Regions from separate parts of the Mus musculus genome. Here region 1 is linked to region 2. Evidence: chromatin contacts called from ENCODE Hi-C or POLR2A ChIA-PET data. All regions are on one chromosome and are shown on one strand. Each heading gives the region's core, a stretch centred on a gene start or an enhancer-like site at or near the end of the contact. The rest is flanking DNA. Distances are from core to core; before and after follow the strand shown.

Region 1 (5,330 bases), core at 619-3,118, 230 kb before region 2:
TGAGACATCTATCAGCGATGAGTTCAAAGATGGTTCAAACTCACAGTAGAGACCAACGAGTATCTGTGGAGCACCACTGCTCCTCGGGTCCCTTTCCAAAAAAACAAAACAAAAAAGAAAACAAAACAAAAAACAAAAACAAAAAAAACCCCAAAACCTAAACCAAAACCACCAACAAAAATTTTGCTCTGCCTATCCACATTCCTAGCATAGCCTTGGTTGAACCAACTGTGGATTTATTCAGCTCTCTCTCACAGACCAGCCACTTCCCAGTAGTACTTAAAGGTCTGCTTCACCGGAGGGAACCTACATAATTCAGGACAAAATCCTAAGGTGGAGGAAGGTCATAGGCTTCATTAAGGATGCACGTTACAGCCTGGTTAAGTTGCATTCTAAACCTTTATGTTTATGCTCATAAATTACTGGACTGGGCTGCCAGCCTAGGTCATTAGAGGTGCTTCTTATAATGGGCATCACTGTGTTAAGCAGTCTCCTAAGGTGTCAAAGAGGATACATAACCTGATAGGGTGCAAAGGCCCAGTGCTCAGCCCTAAAAGGGAGAAAATAATTGTAAACCCACATCAACCCTCTAAGACTCAGGGGAGCAAAGTTACTTCCCACCACATCTGATGACCTGAGTTCAAGCCCTGGGACCCTCAGGTGCTTGCACACCTTGGTTACCACCCCCAAACACACACATACACATACACACACACACACACACACACACACACACAAACCAAGTCATCGTAAAGATTCCTCCTCCCCTCTTTTAGACAGGGTTTCACTGTGTAGGTTTACAAAGAGAACTAACTGTTCTGGAACTCACTCTGTCGACCAGGCTAGGCTAGCCTTGAAATAAAACTCAAGAGATCTGCCTGCCTCTGCAGTTGGGGCATTAAAGGCGTGTGCAGCCACCACGTAGCAAGTCTTGCTTTTCAAAGAATTTGCCAGCACTCAGAAGGCTTCCGAAGGTGGCTCTCGATGAATTCAAGGCCAGCCTGGACTACAGAGTGAGTTCCGGGTTACAAAGTGAGGGCTCAAAAAAACAAGCAAGAAAGGAAAAGCAAACAAAGTAAGTCAGTGGAGGAGAAAAGAATGAACCACAGGGGAATGGGTGGAGTGAGGGACTCTGCGCTCAGTGCAAGAGAAAGCTGTTGCCATTTTGATAGCACAGCAACTGTGATTAACCACAGGAGACCCTCACAAGATTAAGACCCCCACTTAAAGCCCTTCTGGAAGTGGGGGGAGGCCCCTCTTAAGATTACATAAGTGGTTTTAAAAAGTGGGTGGGGATGTTGTAGGGGCTTCTTTGGTGGTGGAGCTATGAATTGCTAATGTCCTTGTAAGTAACTTCAGTTAAATTTATTTGCTTATCAATCCAGACTTCGTTTCTTTGATCTGTTGTAGCCCTCTCTATTTTGTTTGGGGTGAAAAGGAATACACTCCAGAACAGCCTTACGAACAGAAAGGACTTACCTTCTTTTTTACTACCAGCATCCATCTTCACCTCTCTCTCCACTGGTTGGCCGAAGGCACGTCGCGGCCGTCTCCTCCTTCCACAGAGTTCGCTGCAGGAAGCAAGGGGACGGGAGAATTAGGCAAGTCAGAGGCAAGCCCCAACTTGCTCCCGGTTTCCCAGACTGTGCGCCCCGAGGCGGGGTAACGGATTTCCGGCTCTGAGCTGCAGAGCTGGCACCGCAGCCCGTCCTCCCCGGATCTCTGCGGCTCGGGACCCGGTTCCCCACTCTCCGGGACCAGCGCTACGACCACTCCTTACCCCTCGCCTCTGACCGGGAAGGCATAAAATCCAGCTGGGTCTCCGGCACCGGTTTAAACGCGGCGCCCGGCTCCGCCGGCCGCCGATTGGCCTGTTTAAACAGGAGACGCTCTCGGTGCAGCCTGGGAAATGTAGTCAGAGTGCTGATGTACAAGACCAATGCCCAAGACTCCAAGCCACGGATTGGCTCCGCTGGGCGCAGGAAACTCCCACCGGAAGTTCCCATGACTCTCCTCCTCCGGAGACACAGAAAGGATTTAAGCGTTCCGCCTGTGGCTGTGCTAGCAAAAGGGACCGAGGCGGTGATGGTGGGGCATAGGAGATGGTCAGGCAGCTAGGAAGGAATTTGTCCCGACTCTCTCCGGTGCTTGTCCTGGTATCTCCAGTATTTCTCATGCGTCCGGGTACTCTCTGCAGCCTAAGGCCTCTCTCCTGTACTCTGGTGTGCAGGCCCTCCCTTTTCCCTCAAATGCAGAAGAGTGACAGAGCCGGTCTTAGCACTTCTTTGCTGCCAATATGTTAGATGCCTTTGGATAGCAATGAGCAGGAAACTGGCTTCAAGGTCTGTTGGTTCAAGGAAGTCCAGGGTTGGCCTGGATAGCCATCAAGAAGGCCATCAAGTCTGGATGTCGTCTCTACACATCGGCCAGGTCTGGCTCACTAGTAGGCAAGCTGGCTTCGTCGGACCCAAGGTTCCCACCGGCTGGGGATGGTGACCGGTTCTGTGTATCTGGAATTTTAAGGGCCAGGCTTTTCTGATTCACACCGGGGGCGGGAGGGGGGGGCGCAAGACCACGGTGGCAGTCACATCTGTGGTCCAAGCCTTTAGCTCCTGTGCATGAAATCCCTGCATCCCTGGGGCTATCCACTGGGCAGTAAAGTTCACCAACACTTCTCTTTGTATCATATCAGGTCATAGTAGATGTTCAGGAAAGCATACCCATAGTAACTCACTGCTATTTACATTTTCTCTTGGCTTTAAAAATATTTTTATTTTATTTTTTTTGCCGACGTGTGCGTATGTACAGGTATGCAAGTGCCTACAGAGGCCAGAAGAGAGTGTCAGGTCCCTTGAGGCTAGATTTACAGGCTCTACGTGGGCGCTAGGTACTGATCTCTGGTCATCTGGAAGAACGGCAAGTGCTCAGCCATGGAGCCATCTCTCCAGACGCATACACATTTCCCTTTAAGATCAGTCGCCTGTCCCTGGCAGATGCATGCCTTCTTTCATGAAAGCCTACACATACCAGCTTTTACAGACAAGGCATTCAATGGAAGCCATTGAATACCAGAGATCACAGCACAAAGTGGTTCAATAGCAAGGGCAAGTGCCAAGGGCTATGGGGCAAAGAGAAGGCACTGTCACCAGCCCACAGGCAGGGTGGAAGGCTTTCTGAAAGAGACAGAGAGCAAGACTCCGCTTCTGGCTGAATCATGTATTATTTGGAATCATATACATAATGAGGACTAATGAGGAGGTTCCCCCTTGGCACCTGTCCCCAGGCTCCCTGATATGGAGACAGTACCTCTTCAAATCCTATGGCGATTACACAATTTCTTGACTTGCTGCCTCATCCAGCTAAGATTAGAGAAGCCCATCTCCCTAGGACGCAACCCAAACCTGGCACTTGGGAGCTGCTCAGAGGTTCCCATAGGAGAGGGTAGTCAACGGGACCAATTGTTTTAATGAATGCCCAAAACCTGTCCAGTCCTCAGCAGACTGCAGGGACTCTGAGCAGGCTAAGCAAAGATCTGGTTTGGAGACCTCCAACCCACTCCCCACTCCCACCTGCCCATCAGTCCCTACTTAAGTAGGAACTGCATCAACTTCCAGGAGGGATGTCCCTGTCACAGAAGCAGGAGATGGGCTTAAACCTCGTGATGGCTATGTCACTTATCTGGTTATTTGCCACAGCAGAGCAGCCCTAAGCTGGTGTAGTGGTTTGAATAGGTTTGGTCCCCATGGACTCAACACTTGGCTCATAGGGAGCGACAAGTTGGTTTTTGTTTTTTTTTTTTGTTTGTTTGTTTGTTTGTTTTTTGGTTTTTTTTTTTTTTTTTGGTTTTTTCGAGACAGGATTTCTCTGTATAGCCCTGACTGTCCTGGAACTCACTTTGTAGACCAGGCTGGCCTTGAACTCAGAAATCCGCCTGCCTCTGCCTCCTAGGGAGTGACAAGTATTAGGAGGTGTGTACTTGTTGGAGGAAGAGTGTCACTGTGGGGGCAGACTTTGAGGGCCTAGCTCCACCCAGTGCAGAAGGGACCCTCCTGCTGGCTGCAAGAAGATGGTCTCCTTTTGGATGCCTGTAGCTCAAGATGCAGAACTCTCAGCTCCTCCTGCACCATGCCTGCCTGGATGCCGCCACGCTTCCCACCATGATGATAATGGACGGAACCTCTGAAACTGTCAGCCAGCCCCAAATAAAGGTTTTCCTTTGTAAGAGTTGCCTTGGTCATGGCGTCTCTTCACAGCAATAGAACCCCGACTAAGACAGCTGAGGGTCTCACACCCACTCTCAGGAGCAGAATCGGAGCTAGCCAAGGAAGCCACATCCCTCAAGATTTACTCCCAAGTGAAGTCTAAAGAGAAGCTCCAGTTGGCACCACCAAGTCCCCCAGGGAGGCAGAAGGCATTCTTCCCCTCGTCTCTGGGGACGGTGGCAGGTGCAGTTGTCTGGGGCTGACAACCAAAGCCAACGAGACAGGATACCCTCCCCCCAGAAAGGAAATGCCCCTGCTCACTGGGACCCCAGGCAGCTCTCTGGAATCCTCCCCAGGGAAATGGGACAGCAGGACCTGTGCAGAATATAAGGAAAACTAAATGGAAAGGATTCACTAGTGCAGTGTGTGTGTGTACGAGTGCGTGCGCATGTGCACACACATAGACTTCTAGACCTCCCAGCTGACCTGGCCACATCTCTTCGCTGCCTGCCGACTTCAGAACAAGAAAATACAATGTTCAAGGCACCTGAAAATGATAGCCACTGCTTTGGTTCTGGAGGCTTAAAAAACGCATGTTGGCCCTGAGAGGAATTCTGAACATCACTCAAAATTAACTTGGGTTCCCTACTTTGACCAAACTACTGATTTGGAGAATTCTGCTCAGGACTGAACTTTAACCTCTGATAAACAAACCCAGCTGTTTCCTAACCGTACCCTAACCCAACCAGGCAGTCAACCTCACGCCAGGAGGTCAGTGTTGAGCTGTAGGCTAAGGACCTGGCGGTTTCTACTGCATAAGATGGACAGCGGCCGCCCTTCGGATCAGCCGCTCCGTCAGGGGTGAGTTGGGTTTCAAGGCGTCACGCTCCATCAGAAGGCTCCTGTGGAAACACACAGAGTTTTTGTTATAGAACCTTCTAGAAGGACGTGCGAATATGACTGGCCGGGGCAAGATGGGTCCAGCCATCTGGGCAGTACTCTGATTTTCCATGAGAGATAAACACTAGAGCTGAGGACTCCAGTGTAGGTCTATCACGGTGGCGTTGTCTGTCTTAGGGAAAGCCATGGCTCAAGACCTCATAGCTCATGCTTCTGTCACCATCTAAG
Region 2 (5,554 bases), core at 859-3,358:
CTTGCCTGAGGCCTCAGAGTAGTCTGAACTCCCGGGAAACCTTAGTTCTTTAGAGGTTTGGAGCTGAAAGCCTCTTTTGAATCAGCGAGGCCTCTCTGCATTGTGGCTAGCATGCCCTGAGGAGTAAATACTCACCCTATACTGGCTTAGGTGGAACCCAGAATGATTTTCTGAGCACAAAAGTAGTCTAGACCCTCCTACTAAGTCCTGTTCAGCTCCAAGAGTCCTTATTCCTTGGACCACACCCAAGACACATTTATTCTTTTTTTTTCCCATAAAAAGGGGGGCACTGGTCTCTGAGTTGAGATTCCTCGACTCACTTGAAATTATTGGGCTGAAGTGTGCCTCTGTCCACAATTGGTGGGAAAAAAACAAAACAAAACAAAACAAAAACCAGAGAGGCCATTCTCTTGGAAACCATGTGTTTTCTTTTTATAGAGGTGCCCATCCAGTTCCCAAGCTTTGTCTTCTAATATGGAGAAAGAAAAAAAAAAAAAACCAAAAAACCAAAGCACTGTAAGGCTGCCTCTCTGAGGCACATTTCAGTCTAGAAAATCTGGACTATTGCAAACAAATGAGGTAGAACCTCAAGCCCAGGGCTAGGTACCCACTGCTGCCAACAGCCACCACATAAGACCTGGAAAGACACTATGGAACCAATAAGATACCTTAGGCTATCCCAAGGAGAGCAGTAGGTGCAGAAGAGAGAGGCACTCTCAGTGCACAAGGCTGGTTTCTTCAAAATTATATATGAGAACACTGGGTGGTCTCTTTCATACACATTCTGTCCCTGAGAGTGGCTTGGCAGGCTTGGTCCAACAAACCAGATGCTTGGAAATCACCTACTTTTCCATGTTCTTCAAAGGCATCATAGAGACCATCTTCTGCAACCCACTCCTGACTCCGGTACAAAGAAAGACAGCGCACAAATGATGCACAATCTACAATGTTTCATTTGGGGGTTGATCTTGTAATGGTGCAGAAGCGACAGGCATCAGCAGAAACACTACTTGGGATTTTGAGTTTGATCTCTTCCATGCTGGTGATAATGCGATATAAGCACCCTTTCTCAACGCTGGCCATCACCAGGGGAAACCACATGCTCCAGTGTGCTGAGTTGATAAGCCAGGACATTTAGTAGATTAAGCAACCCCATGATGTTTTAAGCCACAGTGGGTCCTCTGTATGAGCCATTATTAAAGGTTAAAGAACCTTTATTTGATGGTCTCGGTGAACAAGTTGGGGTGGGGACATCAGGCACCTCCAGGATGCTTAAAGTCTTCTGGCTAGGAATAAAGAATGATGAACGGGGCAGTGCTGGCGACGAGAGGTGACCACGGAAAGGAACTATGTGCTCCAGCTGAGCAGAACAGATTAAACCAGAGAATCAGAACCAGGGTGTGGAAGGACTTGTCTCTCTGTGGAGGGACAGTGCTGGCCACAGTGGCTAGGAGCCCTGCGACAGCACATCAGAAGCATGTGCGGGCCTTCCTGAAAAGTGGCTGTCAACAAATAGGCGCTCTCGTCTCTGGGCCTGCAGACCTCCAAAAGGGGCGTTCACACTGCGGGGCTAGCCTGGGCTCTGCATTTCTTGGATAGGGCTGAGCACCCGGCAGGGCCACGTCGCTCCTGGTACAGAGGGAGGCTACAGTCTAAAGTAGGAGGGGCCTCGGGTTCCCGGTGCCAGGACTCCGCCGCCAAGACGGTGCCGTGGCCTGCCCCCTCTAGGGACCTAGAAAGCTCCACGCTCACACCTTGAGGGGGTACAGAGGGAGCAGAAAAGGCAGAAGTGCGCCCACGGCGCCCACAGCCCTTAAAATAACACACAACTCTCACGCTCCACCCCGGAAGCAGACTCGCGGTAGACGTAGGGCGGGGCCTCTCGAGTCTGGGGGCGTGACTTCTAAGTAGCCTGCGCCGGAAATGAAGTCCAGGGTGCGGCATACTTGGAGGCCGCGGTTCGCAGCTGAGAGGCGGGGCCCTGTCTAGAGGCGGAGCCTTGCCCAGCTGGAGGTGGAGCCACTGGGCCACCATCTCCGACTTCCGGGGTCGCGGGCGGTGCGGGCGGAGTGAAGCACAGAGTGGGCGGGCCCTGGGTCGGCCAGCTCTGAATGCAAATTTACGGCCTAGCAGGCTGCGGCTCCGGGGCGAGGCCTGCGTGTGGGGCGGGGCCTAGGTATGTGGGCGGGACCTGGCGCCGGGCACGCCCAACCTTAGTGCGGGCAGGCGGGAGGCGGAGCCTCTGCGCGCGGCCTAAATGAGTTTGCGCAGACTCAGGGCGGGCTCTCAGCCTGTCACTGTGAACCTTAGGGCTGCATTTCACTTGAATCAGATTTTCGTTTTAGTCAGACTTTTCTGTTCTGAAAGCTTTCCTGCCCTTGGAGTTTGTAAATCTTGGCAAGGAGGAAGAAAACGGGTAACCCTCAAGCTCCTCGTGAGATTTTTCCTTTTTTGAGGCTGTGTACGTGATGTAAAGAGTCTTGCAAAATTGCAGTAACACTTGAGAATACCTTAAAAATACCCAGTTCTTGATCTAAGGGTGTACCTCAGTTGGTAGAGTCCTTTCCTAGCAGACAGGAGACCTTGGCTTCCATTCTAGTATCAAACAAACAAACAAACAAAAACTTTATAATTTTCCAACTCAAAAATCATACGTTACTGGAGAAAATTTAGAAAGTTGACAAGAATTTTTAAAAACCTGATCAATATGCCAGGTAGTGGCACACTCCTTTAATCCCAGCACTTGGGAGGTAGAGGCAGGTGAATCTCTGCTCTTGAGACCAGCCTGGACTACAGAGCAAGTTCCAGGACAGTCAGGGCTATATCTCAAAAACACCAACAACAACAACACAAAAAACAACAACAAAAACAAATAAACACTCTGATTATTTAAGATCACTAGTGTTAACATTTTGACGTTTCTATTTTTATAATTCTATGTATATTTGAAACAGAAATAGGGACAATACTATACAGTACTACCTTGCCCTTTGTCTTTTTGTGGCTGGTGTTGCTGTGAGGGTCTGACCATAGCCCTATTTGTGGCCCCACACAGCCCTAGATGGGAAACCCCTTTGTTATTTAACTCTCATAGGCCGTCTTGTTTCCATCTCTTTTGAGTTTTCCTTTCTTTCTTTCTTTCTCTCTTTTGTTTTTGTTATTGTTTTTTGTTTGTTTTTGTTGTTTGTTTTTTCGAGACAGGGTTTCTCTATATAGCCCTGACTGTCCTGGAACTCACTTTGTAGACCAGGCTGGCCTCGAACTCAGAAATCTGCCTGCCTCTGCCTCCGGAGTGCTGGGATTAAAGGCTTGAGCCACCAAGCTCGGCCCTCTTTTGAGTTTTCTACATTTAAAAGGTAACAATGTTTCAACAAGTGATAAATCACTTGTAGCCAAAAAATAGATACCTAGTGTCCAGATTACATAAAGAACTAAAACTCAACAATGAAATCCCTAATTTAATTATAGGCAAAGGACTTAAATGTTTTTAAAGACTAAGTAGCTAAGACCCATACAGCCAACAAGATACTCATTGTGGCCAATCAACAGAGGGGAAAAAAAAAAAACCAAATTCACAAAACACTTCACACTAAGGTTGCAAGTACAGAAAAAAAAAAAAAGCACAAAAATGGAAAAATGGAAAAAGTGTTGGCAAGTATGTGGAGAATCTGGAACCTTTTCACATTGCTGGTAGGAATGCAAAATGACGTAGTTGCTACAGAAACCTTTATGGAAAAGCCAGAGCTACCACAAGGCCCAGCAATTTCTCTTGTCAGTATGTAACCAAGGACTTGAAAGCAGGAATGCTGTCAGTCTGCTGTGCACTCCTGCTCCAAGGAGAGGAAAGGTAGAAATTCTAGAAACAGCTCCCAAAGGGTCATGGATGGGTCAGTGGGTGAAGCTGATAGCATAAACACAAACAAAGGGGCATCAGCAGGCTTAGAAAGGAATCAAGTTCTCCAATCAGCTACAACAGAATTGAACCCTGAAAACAGGGCTAGGTGAAGAAAGCTAGACACAAAGTATCCAATCATGAGGCCCATTCAACAGATCCTCAGGCGAGCCCATAGACAGGAGAATGGCGTTTCTAGGCTCTGAGGCCAGAGGAAGTGTAAAGTTCTTAGTGACCAGATGAGTTTCAGTTTAGGATGAGAAGGTGTGGAAATGGATGCTGATGGCTGCATAGCAAGGAGTGGATGCCTAATGCTGTGGAAACAGTACATTAAAAAAAAAAAAAAAAAGCTTATTAATATTCATGAGGAAGTCTGAGGACGATTTTTAGGAGTGTCTCCTTCCACCTCCTTGAGGGAGGGCAGCTCATTTCTGCTGCGCAGTACAGGCAAGCTGACCCTTGTGCTTGCAGCTGATTCTCCCGTTTCTGACTCCCATCTCGCCGAAGTGCTGAAATTAGATACATGCCTGACGTAAATCAGACTTTTTATGTGGGTTCCAGGGATCAAATTCAAGCTGGCGAACGTGTGGGGCAAGCACCTTTACCTCCTGAGCCCTTTAGCCAGCCTCCTCAATAATACCCTTACAACTATGTTAACACCCCCTAAAGGCATTTTTGGGGTGGGAAGACTTTTTGGAGTGTGTGTATGTGTTTATGTATACATGGAGGACAGAGTCAGACTTCGAGTGATTTCTTCAATTATTCTCTGCCTTATTATTTTTTCCCACCTTATTTTTTGAGACAGAGTCTCTCATTGAACTGGAGCTCAACTTTTGGATCAGACTGGCTGACCAGCAAGCCCAAGGAATCCTCCTCTTTCTGCCTTCATAGTACTAGATTACATGCTAAACCATGGGGGAGGGATAGGGTCTTTTTCTCAGATGCTAATCCCAGTTCATAAATCTCAGGCCCATTGAGGTGCCCCTCCAGGTGGCTGCGGATGGCGTCATTCAGGCTTCTCTGTACTAATCTCCAAGCAGGAAAGCAAGCCTGGTTTGGAAAAGCAGCAAATCACTGGTGATCTTTATCTGAACTTGATCTTTTCTGTTTGAACCACCACCAACACACACACACACACACACACACACACACACACAGAGAGAGAGAGAGAGAGAGAGAGAGAGAGAGAGAGAGACATTTTCTTCTCTAAACACCAATACATTTATTGCTGACAATTCTGATAAAATAACAAACAGAGCTACAAGTTGGAGAGGCCGCCATTGTCAAGGCCGCCTCTGTTCGTGGCACTGTGCCCATATAGCCACTGTGACTATACACCATGTTGTATTATCTTTGCCTTTACTAACAGGCAATTTTTTAAAAAAGTCTCATGTTTCAGTGTTTCTGCAGCACATTTTATGCCATCCACTGTTCGGATGTCTCGTATGTACCTCCTGTACTTGATTCTTCACTGTTGGCCATATGGGTGATTGACACACAGACTGTAGTGAGCATCCTTGTGTGTCTCTCATGTTCCTTAAGTGCCCCTAAGAGAGGCTGAAACTTCACAGAAAACAAGCCCTTTCTTGTTCTGTTTTAATTTTTTTTTAATTTTATGTGCATTTATATTTTGCCTGCATATGTGTCTGTGTGGGTGTCAGA

Evidence for each region. A loop is a pair of places that touch in the nucleus more often than their neighbours do. ChIA-PET counts read pairs that join two places held with the same protein, here RNA polymerase II (POLR2A).
Region 1: a map of v-Abl transformed pro-B cells shows a loop between it and region 2 (2.8-fold over the local background). The contact joins the promoter of Gtse1 here to the promoter of D130051D11Rik in region 2. A Hi-C loop is called at or near these places in 2 of 37 maps with a recorded cell type or tissue (T-helper 17 cell and v-Abl transformed pro-B cells). POLR2A ChIA-PET finds 5 or more read pairs at or near these places in 2 of 5 experiments (Patski and embryonic stem cell).

The regions. Positions count from the first base shown.
Region 1 is chr15:85,856,245-85,861,574 of GRCm38, reverse strand. It overlaps Gtse1 (G two S phase expressed protein 1), which reads right to left and starts at 1,868. Exons shown (of 12, transcript NM_001168672.1): 1 at 1,781-1,868; 2 at 1,480-1,571. The coding sequence starts at 1,504. Ttc38 (tetratricopeptide repeat domain 38) reads right to left here. Exons shown (of 14, transcript NM_001033337.4): 14 at 2,753-5,104. The coding sequence ends at 5,011.
Region 2 is chr15:85,631,150-85,636,703 of GRCm38, reverse strand. It overlaps D130051D11Rik (a long non-coding RNA gene), which reads right to left and starts at 2,108. Exons shown (of 2, transcript XR_003951642.1): 1 at 669-2,108.